Linked DNA regions of Homo sapiens: region 1 is linked to region 2. A link is a contact called in ENCODE Hi-C or POLR2A ChIA-PET data. All regions are on one chromosome and are shown on one strand. Each heading gives the region's core, a stretch centred on a gene start or an enhancer-like site at or near the end of the contact. The rest is flanking DNA. Distances are from core to core; before and after follow the strand shown. Region 1 holds the start of GNPNAT1 (glucosamine-phosphate N-acetyltransferase 1). Region 2 holds the start of RTRAF (RNA transcription, translation and transport factor).

What was found. A loop is a pair of places that touch in the nucleus more often than their neighbours do. ChIA-PET counts read pairs that join two places held with the same protein, here RNA polymerase II (POLR2A). Pooled maps may share reads with other maps.
Region 1: a loop to region 2 is called in a map of B cell, with 5 times the contacts of the local background. The contact joins the promoter of GNPNAT1 here to the promoter of RTRAF in region 2. A Hi-C loop is called at or near these places in 4 of 168 maps with a recorded cell type or tissue (B cell, CD4-positive, alpha-beta T cell and naive thymus-derived CD4-positive, alpha-beta T cell) and 9 of 50 pooled maps. POLR2A ChIA-PET finds 5 or more read pairs at or near these places in 1 of 52 experiments (activated T-cell).

The regions. Positions count from the first base shown.
Region 1 is chr14:52,787,673-52,793,770 of GRCh38, forward strand. It overlaps GNPNAT1 (glucosamine-phosphate N-acetyltransferase 1), which reads right to left and starts at 3,935. Exons shown (of 6, transcript NM_198066.4): 1 at 3,756-3,935. LOC105370500 (a long non-coding RNA gene) reads left to right here and starts at 4,116. Exons shown (of 3, transcript XR_943867.3): 1 at 4,116-4,654. RefSeq lists enhancers at 3,162-3,251, 3,332-3,421, 3,529-4,042, 4,043-4,557 and silencers at 3,732-3,811, 3,912-4,131.
Region 2 is chr14:51,985,086-51,992,016 of GRCh38, forward strand. It overlaps RTRAF (RNA transcription, translation and transport factor), which reads left to right and starts at 4,461. Exons shown (of 8, transcript NM_016039.3): 1 at 4,461-4,615; 2 at 6,232-6,356. The coding sequence starts at 4,555. LOC105370497 (a long non-coding RNA gene) reads right to left here and starts at 5,499. Exons shown (of 3, transcript XR_007064166.1): 1 at 5,434-5,499; 2 at 2,078-3,604. RefSeq lists enhancers at 4,246-4,540, 4,881-4,940.

The sequences.
Region 1 (6,098 bases), core at 2,685-5,184, 800 kb after region 2:
TGTAAAATGGAGATGAAATTACTGGGAGAATTAAATGCATTACTGTATGCAGTCATGCACTTAGCAGTGCCTGGAATACTGCAAGTACTTAATAAGATATATGCTAGTTAGCAATAAATTTAAAATTAAAGTTTATAAATTCTTGTTCATTTTTTTTTACCTTTAATTCATGAATCAGGCACTGTGCTGGTTACAGGAACTACAAAAAGAATGACAGGCTCTTACGTTTATGTTATACCAAAAGTTAGCATTCTTGGGTAGAAAAGAACGTAGTTTATAATGTAGACTGCTGAGAGGTCCCCCCAGCCACACACACACAAAATGATTCAAATTATGCTGCATACACTATACCCAGTTCTAACAATATTAAGGAAAATATAGAAATTGTGATGATCAAGCAGTCATTTCAAATTTAACAAGTTTAATAGCCATTCAAAATAGGTTTTTTGTTTTGTTTTATTGTTTTGAGACAGGGTTTTACTCTGTTGCCCAGGCTGGAGTGCAGTGGTGCAATCATAGCTCACTGCAGCCTCAAACTCCTGGGCTCAAGTGATCCTCCTACCTCAGCTTCCCACATCAGCCTCCAGAGTAGTTGTGACTACAGGCTCATACCACCACGCCTGGCTAATTTTTGTATTTTTAGTAGAGATGGGGCTTTGCCATGTTGGAAAGGCTGGTCTTGAACTCCTGACCTCAAGTGATCCTCCAGCCTCAGCCTCCCAAAGTTCTGGAATTACAAGTGTGAACCAGCATGCTCAGCCAAAACAAGTTTTTAATAGATGAAATTGAGTCCACGTGTTTTAGTGTTTTGTCTAAATTGGACCCTTGAGGTTTTTGTGTGTAATCTCATCTGAATGGTAGGTAGCAACATTGTTTTTCAGGTATGTAGATAAACAGGCTAAGTATTAATAAAGTGAAATGTGTACAGTATTAAAAATGTAAATTCCTCGAGGCAGCACACTATTTAAACATTTTGGTCTTGCTATTAAACATATAGTTGTAAATACAAAGTTCAAAGAAAACTCAAAAGAGAATTTAAATCAACCTTAACCACATTTAACTAGATTCCTTTTTCCTATAAAGTTGTCTGTGTTTACAATAAAAATGTGGTCTAGAAAACATGAAAAATAGGGTTAATAATTTTCATGAGAGGGAAGAAGTATACAGGAAAACAACTAGGATTATGAAGCCCTTAAATAATGAATTTTAACCAGGAAATACTAATATTTTCTTGTACTTTTCTTTGATGAGACAGTCCTTTTCCACGAATGATCATAAAAATAAATAATATTGGCTAACACTTATTGAAAACTTTCTATATGTTAACTCTTAAAAATACAATGAACGATGTATCATTATTATCCCAATTTTACAGATAAGGAAGCAGGCACAGTAACTTGCTCAAGGTTAGAGTGCCAATAAGAACAGAGTGAGGATTCAAAATGAGGCAACAGGGCCAGCTTCAGAAGCCCCTGACCTGTGCCGTTACACAGGGCCCTGCACTTAAGTTTGATACCCTGCTGCCACTGTTTTGAAGTTCTTAATTTTTTAACAAGGAACCCTGCATTTTAATTTGGATTACCACAGATTACGTAGCCAGTCCTGCTAGGTAGTATGACTTCAGACTCTGCTCTTAACCATTACACTGAAGATGCACTAGAGTAGATAAATTCCCTATCTTACTGTTGTACAAGGGTTAAAAATTAAGTCATAAGCAGCACTTAGAACCTACATTTGGAAAATGGGAATCAGACTAGTCAAAATACATTAAACAAAGCATTACAGATTGAAATAAGAATCTATTAACCAGGCAATCAGAAATTAACATCAAAAATTTTTTTATGAGCTATTCTACAAAACAGAGCCATACTGAAGGCCCACTTTAGCTCACTCTGTCCTCAAACCGTAAAATTCTGCTGGTGCCCAACTAAGGTACTGGGCAAAGTGAAGCAAGATATGACTTGAAACCTGGTTCCAAGGGGGTTTAGAACATAATTAAATAAGTAATTTTATATAAATAATCTTTTAGCATCTTCAGGTGCCCAGATATTGCAAAACTAGGAAATTTCTGCGAATAAAATTGCACAGTTGTGTGAAGCGGAATCTCATCATATCATTAGGTTCTTTAAAGTTTTTAGATGAACTTTAAACACTAATCCTCCTTAAGTATTCCTCAGAACCTTTTCTGATTAACTGCTAAATTAGCAGGCGTTTAGAAGACCCGTTTAAGCCTAACCCTAGCCCAATAATGCCTAGTGAATGAATAACGAATAAGACTTACCTGTAGGTCACATTTCAGAAAATCCAGAAGGACAAAAAAAAAAAAAAAAAAAAAAATTCCCAAACTGCCACAATATCGCGGAAAGCATACACCAAATTCATTTTTACTAGTCATCACATCAGTTGAATATTTTTTCACTCAATTGAATATTTTTTAAACAAAACTTCAACTATTTGGCGTCTGAGCCTCTGTATCAGGTTGGAATACGAATGGGGAGAGAGGCTGCTGCTAGAAGCAACCAACGGAGAGCAACAAGTAATAGACACCGGAGATGAAGATTTTAAAAGTCGATCTACAAATTTTAAAAAATACAATCTAAGGCCAAATCTAAACCAGCCTATGTATTTCTCAAGAGCTCCTGGGGAACCTTCTAAGTACAGGTGAATGGGGGAGGGGCGGACTTCGGATTCCTTTATATTCATTTTATAACAATTTCGATAACAAGAATCCATTCTGAATCTATTCCGTTAAAGATTTTTAACACACCTGGCCATATTTATTAAATTGTGTAACTGCATGAATGTTCAAAAGTATTTTCTGATAGTTTGACCTTTACAATCTAGGCGTTATTCCCAGTCTACCGATGAGGAAGCTGGAGCACCTGGAACTCCCAAGACTTGCCCCTTAGGTAACACAGCAAGTAAGTGACTTGGGGCTAGAATCCTCGTTTTCGCATCTTGAGCTCGATTACCATCCTCAACAGACCCCAATCTTTACATCATCATACCATACAGCTAGCGCTCTCTCCCCTATTTAGCAAATCCTGCCTAAATTAATTTCTTAAGATCCATTCTAGGATTCGTTCATGAGGGATTATCCTAACAAAACGAATCCTATAATCGCCCGTTCAATTTTGTATGAAAATTTTAAATTAGTTTGGCTTACATAAACATCAGCTCCCGCAACAGAAATCACAGTACAGTACTCGGTATTTCTAGGGGTAGGAGCCTAGGAAAAAGAGACAAAGAATGTCCCTCTGTACCCTGGGGAAAGCGCCGACCTACTCGGTGCGGAGGTGGTCTTCGGAGCAGCTGCCTCAATGGCTCCGACCACCGTGGGATGCGCCCGGGAATGGGAGAAGAGAAGGGGCCTGGGACGTTCGTGCCCATTCAAAACCGATGGCTGCAGAGAGCGCGACCAACTGTCTCATTTCCCACGCCAAAGTCTGGGGAGCGAAGTTCCGACCCCAGTCCCAGTTCCAGCCCTGCCAGGCCAAGACCAGCGTATGGCCGGACCGCTGGCCATCATCCTTAACCTCTGCTCCAGGCGCGCGTGCGTTCAACTTCCTGGGAACCGCGCTCCACACCATGTGCACCCAGCTGGCGAGGATTAACGCCCAGCTCCTCCACACAACACCCCCGGGGGCCTGGCCGGGGCACCAGACACACCTGTTAGATAAACCTGAGGGCAGGCCCGCCCCAGCCCCCAGGACACACGGTCCTGCTCTCGCGCCCCGGCCCCGGTCCCTCCTCACCCGTAGAGGCCCTGCGGTCGGCGCTCCTAGCCAGGCGCGTCGGACTCTCCCCCACCAGTGTGCACAGCACCGGATCCGGATCCGGCTTCAGCGCCAGCCCCACCTCCTCCTCCACCGCCCGCGCCACAGTTGGGAACCGCGGCCCAGACGTGGCAGCGCCAACGCCTCCACCTCGCCTCTGCCCCCTCACGCAGGGCCGCGCGCAGGCGAGCGGAGGCGGAGGCCAAGGCGCCACCCGCCCAGGCCCGGAGAGCGAGGGGCGGGGCCCGGAGAGCGGGGGCGGGACCAGGAGGGCGAGGGGCGGGGCTCGGAGAGCGGGGGCGGGACCAGGAGGGCGAGGGGCGGGGCCTGAGGCTCGAGTCGCGGCGCCTGGGGCGGTGGCCGCCGGACCAAAGCTGGCCTCTCCCGGCTCCTCCTCCTCGCTCCCCAAGGCCTTTCCCACCGCGTCATTGTCTCGGTTTATCTGCAGATACGTCTACCTAGCAGTCAGCCCAGCAGCGTAAGTGGTGACCAGTGTGGGCCTCTTTGATCCTGAGACCGAAGGCTCGGCCACTGGCCCTCTCCATTTGTTCCTTGTTGCCCTCCCTTCATGATTCAATCCATTAATTAGGACTTTTCCTACCAGCTGGCAGTTCAGAGCTCCGCATCCCCAGGCCTCTGAGTCACAGTTCCTGCCTTCATGAAACTAGGAGTTGGGGCCACTGCATTCTACTCCTTCGGGACTATTGTTTCATTTCTCAGTCCCTCAAACCCTTTATTGGATGAACATGGGGTTAGGACAGCGGTTCTCCACTGCAACAGTTTTGCCTCCCAGGAGACATTTGGCAATGTATGAATCATTTTCAGCCTCTCATCTGGGGTGAGATGTCATTGGAATCTACAGATGGTGGAGGGCACAGGTGAGTAGAGGCCGGGAATACTGCTTCACGCCTTACAGTGCGCAGGACAGCGCCGCACAACAAAGAATTACCTGGCCTGAAATGTCTGGAGTGCTGAGGTTTAGAAACCTTTCGTTAGGAGAAGAAAAGTGACTTTTTTCAGAGCCCCATTTCTGAAGTGTCTTACCTAAGTAGCACTTTGTCCCTATTTTAACAGATGAGGAAACAGAGGTTCAGAGATGTTACATAATTTACAAAAGTCTCATAGCTAGTAGCTCCCCTTCCTTGCCTTGTACCATAATTTTCAATTTATTGAAATCGCAAAGTATTTTATTCTTAAGCAATAGTATTCAAAGAACCCCATAGATCATATACCAGAAATCATATTTTTTGCTCATTTGTGAGATTTAAATTTCAGTTAACTCCTTTACTGATTTATGCTTTCTCAGAACTTCAAACATCAGTGAGTTGATGGCATCCATATCTCTGTTTTTATCTCTGTTTTTACACCCATACATACAAAAGAATATATAGGGCATGAGCAGAATGTGGTGGTATGCATCCGTAGTCCCAGCTACTCCAGAGGCTGAGGCAGGAGGATCACTTGAGCCCACAAGGTTGAATCCAGCCTGGACAATAGAGCAAGACCCTGTCTCTAAAAAAAAAAAAAAAAAAAAAAAGAATATGTAAGGCATAAATAAAATAAACACTCATGGCTGGGCGTAGTGGCTCACACCTGTAATTCCAACATTTTGGGAGGCCTAAGCAAGTGGATCTCTTGAGCCCAGGAGTTTGAGACCAGTCTGTGCAACATGGTAAAAACCTGTCTCTACAAAAAAAAATACTGAAAATTAGGCAGGCATGGTGGCATGTGCCTGTAGTCCCATCTACTCAGGAGGCTGAGGTAGGAGGATAACCTGAGCCCGGGAGGCAGAGGCTGCTGTGAGCCATGATTGCAAGACTGCACTCCAGTCTGGGCCACAGAGCAAGACCCTGTCTCAAAACAAACAAAAATTTAAAAAAATGCTTATGTACACACCACTAATCTTAAGCATATGGCCCTCCCCGTTTTTCTTATCAGACTTCTGGTCAAATGTTTTCAGTGAGTTTATCCTGTACAACAAACTGCTGTATGTTTTATAAATTAGCAAAAAGTGAAACATAAGCAATTCTAAAATCACAGAACACAAGGCTTGTAAGAGGTACCCCCAGAGATCTCATACTTTCCACATATACTCCTCCTTACCCACATTGGGCCATAAGAACCCAATTTCTCCTTAATAGACAAGGTCGATTACTCTGGCCAGTACAGTTAACCCCTTTCTTTGCCTGTAGGTTCACTTGGCAATGAGGAGCCCAAGATAACCAGGAGACAGTCTCAACTTCTGGTTTAATGGAACCATTGGTATGTCCTTTGGTTGATTTTTATTTATTTTTCTAGATTCTTAGAAGAAATGCTGCATTC
Region 2 (6,931 bases), core at 3,211-5,710:
GATTTCAACAGGTGCAGAACTTAATTCTTCAGCTTCCTCAGACTGGTTTCCTTCTACCGGTGCTCCTGTTTCTATGCAAGAATTCACTGCTTATCACATCTCTGATAGGTGACCTTCTAGAAACCTCCTTTAAGCCATCCACCTCCTTCCCATCCTATGTTTAGTCCCACCAAGTCCGTGGATCTTTCTTTCCTTTCTCTCTGGGATCTGTCCTCATGTTAGAACTATTCAGTTGTAAGTTACAAAACCCCAACCAAATCTGGCTCAAGTATAAAATAGATTTTATTGGATCACATCTCAGGAAAGTTGCATCTAGCCCCCTACCAGACATTTTTGGGAATGGCCTGTCTGTGCTTCTTGGCTGTATTGTCCTCTGTGTTGTTTTCACTGTTCGGCAAGTGTTTCCTCTGCAGTATTAGATGTGGAAGGTGAATGCTTTATGCTGTTTGCATGACTACATAAATTCCTATTCATTCCTATTCGTTTTCTACCAATAAAATTGAGTTCTACTGCCCTGCCATTTTGCTTTTAATGCTAAATCATGAAATTCCAGAGCTTGACCTTAAAAAGCAGCAAGTTTTCATATTTAACATAAAGAGTCTCAGAAAGAGATAAAGGAGATGTTTGCTCATCGGGAGGCTCCCCCAGGGAGAGAGACCTTTCTGCATTATACAACTTGTTCCAAAAATTCTGATTTCATGGGGTGTTCAATTGATAACATTCATTAGAATATAAAACCTGTTTTTCTGTGCACTGTAGAGACTTTTGTGGCTATTCCTGGTTATTACCAACTTGTTCTGTTCACTGTTTTCGGAAGACTAATTTGAACAAAGGCTTCTAGTAAAACTGCCAAGACTTTAAAAGTTGTTACAAGTTGTGAAACTGTCCTTCAAAGAGCAACTTTTACCTCTGACTGGTTGCCTTTCTTGATAATGTGTTGCCCTGGCAATACCGTTGAAATGGCCACCTCTACATTTCTGCAACCATATATGCCCTTGCAAATATTTTAGGTTTTGTGAGTCATGTGGTCTATGTTGCATTTATTCAACTCTGCCCTTGTAGCACCAAAGCAGCCAGTTAGCAAATGGGCATGGCTGTGTTCCAATACAACTTTATTTATGTACACTGAAATTTGAATTTTATATAGCTTTCACATGTCATAAAATATTATTATTCTTTTGATTTTTCAACCATTTAAAAATATAAAAACCATTCTTATCTTGGTTTTTTTTTTTTTGAGTACTCCATCTAGAAATCTCTTTCCCCAGATATTTGTGTGGCTAACTTCCTTACCTCCTTCTAGGCTTTCCTTACACTTCACTGTCTCAATGAGGCCCAACCTGACCATCTTGTCTAAAACTGCAACACCCATTATATCCCCACCGCTATTTGTTGCCCCCCTTACCTTGTTATAATTTTCCTATAGTACTTAGAACCTTCTGAATAGTAAATAATGTATTTATTTATTATTGTACTGTTTGTCTTCCCTTGCCCAATGATAAGCTCCCTGAGGTCAGGGTTGTTGTGTTTAAGCTCTCAGATGACTCCAAAATGCCTACAAGATTGCCTGGCATGTAATTGACACTCTAAACACTTTACTGAACAATTCAACAGATGAATTAATAGCCTGTCAAACCTATGATCAACCATTAGATTGGAGTTCAGGTCATTTGATAATAAAAGTTGATTTCCAGATCCTTCCACCAAAAAGACACATGCATTCTCATGTTCATTGCAGCACTGTTCACAATAGCAAAGACGTGGAATCAACCTAGATGCCCATCAGAGGCTGACTGGATAAAGAAAATATGGTACATATACCCCATGGAATACTATGCAGCCATAAAAAGAACAAATATTATGTCCAAATTTGCAGCAATATGGATGCAGCTGGAGGCCGTTATCCTAAGCAAATTAACACAGGAACAGACAACCAAATACCACAGGTTCTCACTTATAAGTGGGAGCTAAACACTGGGTACTTATGAAAACACACACACACAAAAGTTGGTTTCCTTTTCTTGAAGTATACAGAGGGCTTGGTCTTCAGAAATGGAATTATGTAAGATTCACTTACTGTTGGACACTCCATTCAGAATAGGTCAAAGAACTCCTTCAAATTCAGAGAAAAAAAAAGATAACTGGGTTTTAACATAAAAAATGGATTAATATTTATTTTATACTTCTTTCCCAAAGTTTGCTTTATCCCCTGCTCAAGTATCCCCTGACACTTTAGCATTCTGCATCATCTGAATCTTCCTCCAACCTCCCCACTCCTGGTGGTGGCCGGGGCTGATGACTAGGGACAGTCTTAAGTTGCTGACAATGGGGACCCTGAAGTGGAAAGACTAGGCCAGGAGCAAACAACTTCATTTTTTGCCTTGAAAGGTCAATTTCAGAAAACAAATGGTAAGAGATGTTTTTCCTTATTTTTTTAAAGAAATTCATGGTCTGCAATTGTATTTTTCCCCCTTTTTAATTTATTATTTATATGTAAGTATTTATTATTTTCCCTTCCATGATTGGTTCATTTTTTCATTTTTTGGTTAGTATTTCATTAATTATACAACTAGCATGCACTACAATATGAGATTATAGCCATATCTTTGATCAAATTTTGTTGGAAATGAGACACTCTTGAACTGATTTTCTTGATTCACTCTATAAGCACCTTAATTGAAAAATACAGATTATCTTACAGTGCCCCCTTAAAACTAAAGCTGTATTCTAGCCTCTGTACTTCTTTTTATTATTATTATTTTTGAGATGGGGTCTTACATGTTGCACAGGTTGGTGTGATCATGGCTCACTGCAGCCTCAACCTTGCAGGCTCAAGTGATCCTCCCACCTCAGCCTCCTGAGTAGCTGGGTCCACAGGCACACACGAGCATGCCAGGCTAATTTTTCTTTCTTCTTTTTTTTTTTTTTTTAGTTTTAATAGAGACAAAGTCTCACTATGTTGCCTAGGCTGGTCTCAAACTCCTGGGCTTGAACTATCCTCCCACCTCAGCCTCCCAAAGTGCTGGGACTACAGGCATGAGCTTCTGCACCTGGCCTGTACTTCTTTGTAGTACATTTTATATTTCTTGTAATTCACTTACTCTTTCTAACTCCAGATTATAAGTATTTATTTACACATCTATATTTGTCATTATACTTAAACTTCCTGAAAATAGAGACTGTAGTTTACTCATTTGTATGCTCCTCAGATCCTAAGTGTTTAATTAAAATCTTAATTAATGAAATGAAATGAAACGTACATAGTTGGCTTACCCCCAAGAATTTCAATAGCTCCCCTTAGCTTGCCATGAGAGGCTTTTCCTTATCAGAGCCCTGCCTTTGTCTATAGTCTTATCAGCTGTCATTCCCTCTCACCCTCCAGCCCCTATAAGCTCTAGTCCCTCTGGGCCATGCTGTTGCTCATTTCTTGCCTTTATACATCCTCTTCCCTCAAACTAGGTTACCCTTTTGACTGCATGGTGAATGCCTCACCATCTTCAAGCCTTAGTTTATACTTATCTGTTTATTGTTTCCCTCATTAGCCTTTTAAACTCCATGAAAATAGGGGCCTGGTCTGTCTTGTTCACTGCTCTCTCTCCACTGTCTGAAAAGCAAGTAGAGACTGGATCAGGAAAGATCTTAAATACAATAAGGAGTTTTGATTATTTCTAGGGGGTAACCAGGAACCACTAAAACATAAGCAGAGAAAGTTATGTACAGGTTTTTGCTTTAGAAAAATCTCTCTCATCGCTGTATGGAGGAATGGTTTGGAGAACGCAGGACTGGCCCTAAGAAATCAATCAGATAATTAGAGTAAGCAAAAGTGATGAGGATCTGATCTGTGGCTGTATCAGTGGGGTCCGAAAGGAGGTGAGGGATTTGAGAGTTAGGAGAGACAGAATGGCAGGAATTGGTGACCTACTGGATGCTGTGACCGAGGGTGAGGGGGAGTGAGGGACGATCTCGGCTTCAGATTTCACTCTGGCTGAGGATATCTGGAACGATCGCATCGTATTAACAATTGTATGTTTACCTGTGGATCACTCCCAATTAGTCTGAAAGCATCTTACTATAGGGACCTTGCTTTGTAGTCTTTGTATTACCAGTGTTAGAAGAGCACCTGTTATGTAGGAGGAGTAATAAAATGAATGAATGCACTCAAAACACTAAACAGTAATTCTGTAATCCAACGGGAGGTACAGCGAATACCAAAAGCCTACATATACTATTCTCTGCATGCTATAGCAAGAAAGAAAGGAAAGTGGCTTCCCGGTGGTTTTCTGCCTATTGTACAACCAGGAAGCTGACAATAAAGTTTATTTGAGCGTCGACGTGCGCCGACGTGGCCCCGCCTCCCCAGCCGGAGCCGCGATTGGTGGGCATTTGCCGGCGGCCACCGCTTTTAAGCCACGATTGGCGAAGGCCGCCGTCATTTCGGAGCGACTCAGCGCCTGCCCGCCCTCTCGCCGCGTCGCCGGTGCCTGCGCCTCCCGCTCCACCTCGCTTCTTCTCTCCCGGCCGAGGCCCGGGGGACCAGAGCGAGAAGCGGGGACCATGTTCCGACGCAAGTTGACGGCTCTCGACTACCACAACCCCGCCGGCTTCAACTGCAAAGGTGAGGCGGCGGCCTCAGCCCGGCCGCGTGTCCCTGACCTGGGCGGAGGTCCCAGCCTCAGTGCCCGCACCCCACCTCCCCGTCGGGACCCTCGGCGGCCTGGTTTCCGCCGGCAGCCTCCGGGCCCCTCTCCTCTGGGTCGCCACGTACCTCGGCTCTTCGCCGCCCCTTCCCGCCTTTAAAGCCCTCTCACCTACTCCTGTCTCGGCATGTTACTTTCTGCACTTGCTTAACTCCAAGCATCACGTAACTACCTTCTCTGTACATAAAAGGGAGAGCATTCGTCTTTCTCACTCACTATTCAACTCCATGGTTCCCTGGGTAATTAGGCGATACCTTGAGCACCTGCTAATTATGGGCCAGCGCGGTGCTGGATTCTGAGGAAGGTGCTGAGTAACTTGAAGACTAGTTCACTGCCTGCCAGGAGCTAAAGGGACGAGGGGTGGAAGCAATCAGAACCCACTGAGCAGTTTGAGACAGTACACAATGAAATCAGGACCGATCACAGTGGGAGGGTAAGCGCGTGTAGTAACGGGCTAGTTGTGTTATGTGGTGTTGCAAAAAAGTTAATAGCAGATGAGTGGGAAGGTTGAATTGTGAATACAAAGGTATTTGGGATTTTACAGCATTAGAATTTTAAAAAGTAATAACGTTGCTACTCACTGTAACTAAACTGCTACCCACCACTACTCGTTTCCTTTGTATAGTTGTGGCCTGTGATAGACTGGTAAGTTTGAAAGTGATCAAGTATAACTTGTGATACTCAGACCACTGTGTAATTCTCAAGACCTTATAATGGAAGCTTGAATTTGACTCACAAATTGAAAATAATTTCTAAGCAGGATGACAGTGTTTTGTTGATCGCCTGTAGAAGCATATCAAATTATAATCTATTGTTTTTCTACTTTAACAAAAAAGTATCAGTGACAATAGAGCCTTGTTCTGGATTGGAATCTTTGAGTCTCAATGTTCTTATCTGTAAAATGGGATATTACCTACCTCAAAAGAGGTATGGGGAGGATTAAACGAAACAATTATGCACTTAATGTGCAGTTAACATTCCATGACAACAGTTGTCACAGTGTCTTTTTTGTCATTTAATTTCTTTTACTTATTATTTTGTTGTATATTTTACTTTATTACTTTGCTATAAATTTAACCTTGCCCTCCTTCCCCTTTCTGTCCGCAAAGGAACTGGAATATTAATATGTAACACTTAAATAGCAAAACTATGTGCCAGGCACTGTTTTTATCCGTATTTATTTTATTTAAGAAACTTCTTAAATAAAACAACTTCTTTTAATCTTCATAACTCTATGAGGTAAGTTCTATTAGCACCCTCATTTTGTAGCTGAAGAGTCTGAGGCACAGAAAATGTGGGTGATTATCCCAAGTTCACACAACCAGTAAGTATCTGGACCCAGGATTTGAACAGATCATTGTTAATCTGTACTTTCAACTCCAGAATCTGTACTTTCAACTCCCTCTTTTGGTTCAATTAATTTAGTATTTTGAAGTTAAGAAAATTCCACAAGAACATATATCTGAACATATACCTGAGAAGGAGGTATTTTATGTAGTGCTTCTAGTTATTTATGTGATATTTTTTATTGCAGATGAAACAGAATTTAGAAACTTCATCGTTTGGCTTGAAGACCAGAAAATCAGGCACTACAAGATTGAAGACAGAGGGAATTTAAGAAACATCCACAGCAGCGACTGGCCCAAGTTCTTTGAAAAGGTAATGAATTAGGAAGTAAAGTAAAAATACAGAGAGTTTGTCTGAAAAATCATGAAGATGAGCTTAAAATTACTTTCTTCTTTTAAGAAAAAAATGATAATGATCAGTGTTAGGAAAGCTGGATTTCAGGGATTTTGCTTTTTTCTTAGATGTGTCTTTTGCTTTTAGAGCAAATTATTTTATGTCTTCCTACCAAGCTTTCAGTATTAGGTAGAAATAGTTTTCTCTAGAAACATGAAGTTTCTTAAATAAATAATGATGTAAATATTTCGCTTTCCCTTTATGGCCCAAATCAGAATTTTTGTTAAACACAGTACTATTTCTTATATTAAAAGAAGACATTGGCTAGGTGTGATGGCTAACACCTATAATGCCAGCACTTTGGGAGGCTGAGGTGGCAGATCATTTGAGCTCAGGAGTTCTGACAGCAGCCTGGGCAACATGATGAAACCCTGTCTCTACAAGAAAATAGAAAGTTATCTGGGTGTGCTGGCCTGTGTCTGTAGTGTCAGCTAATTGGGAGGCTGAGGTTCTCCAGCCTGGGCGACAGAGTGACACCTTGTCTCAAAAAAAGA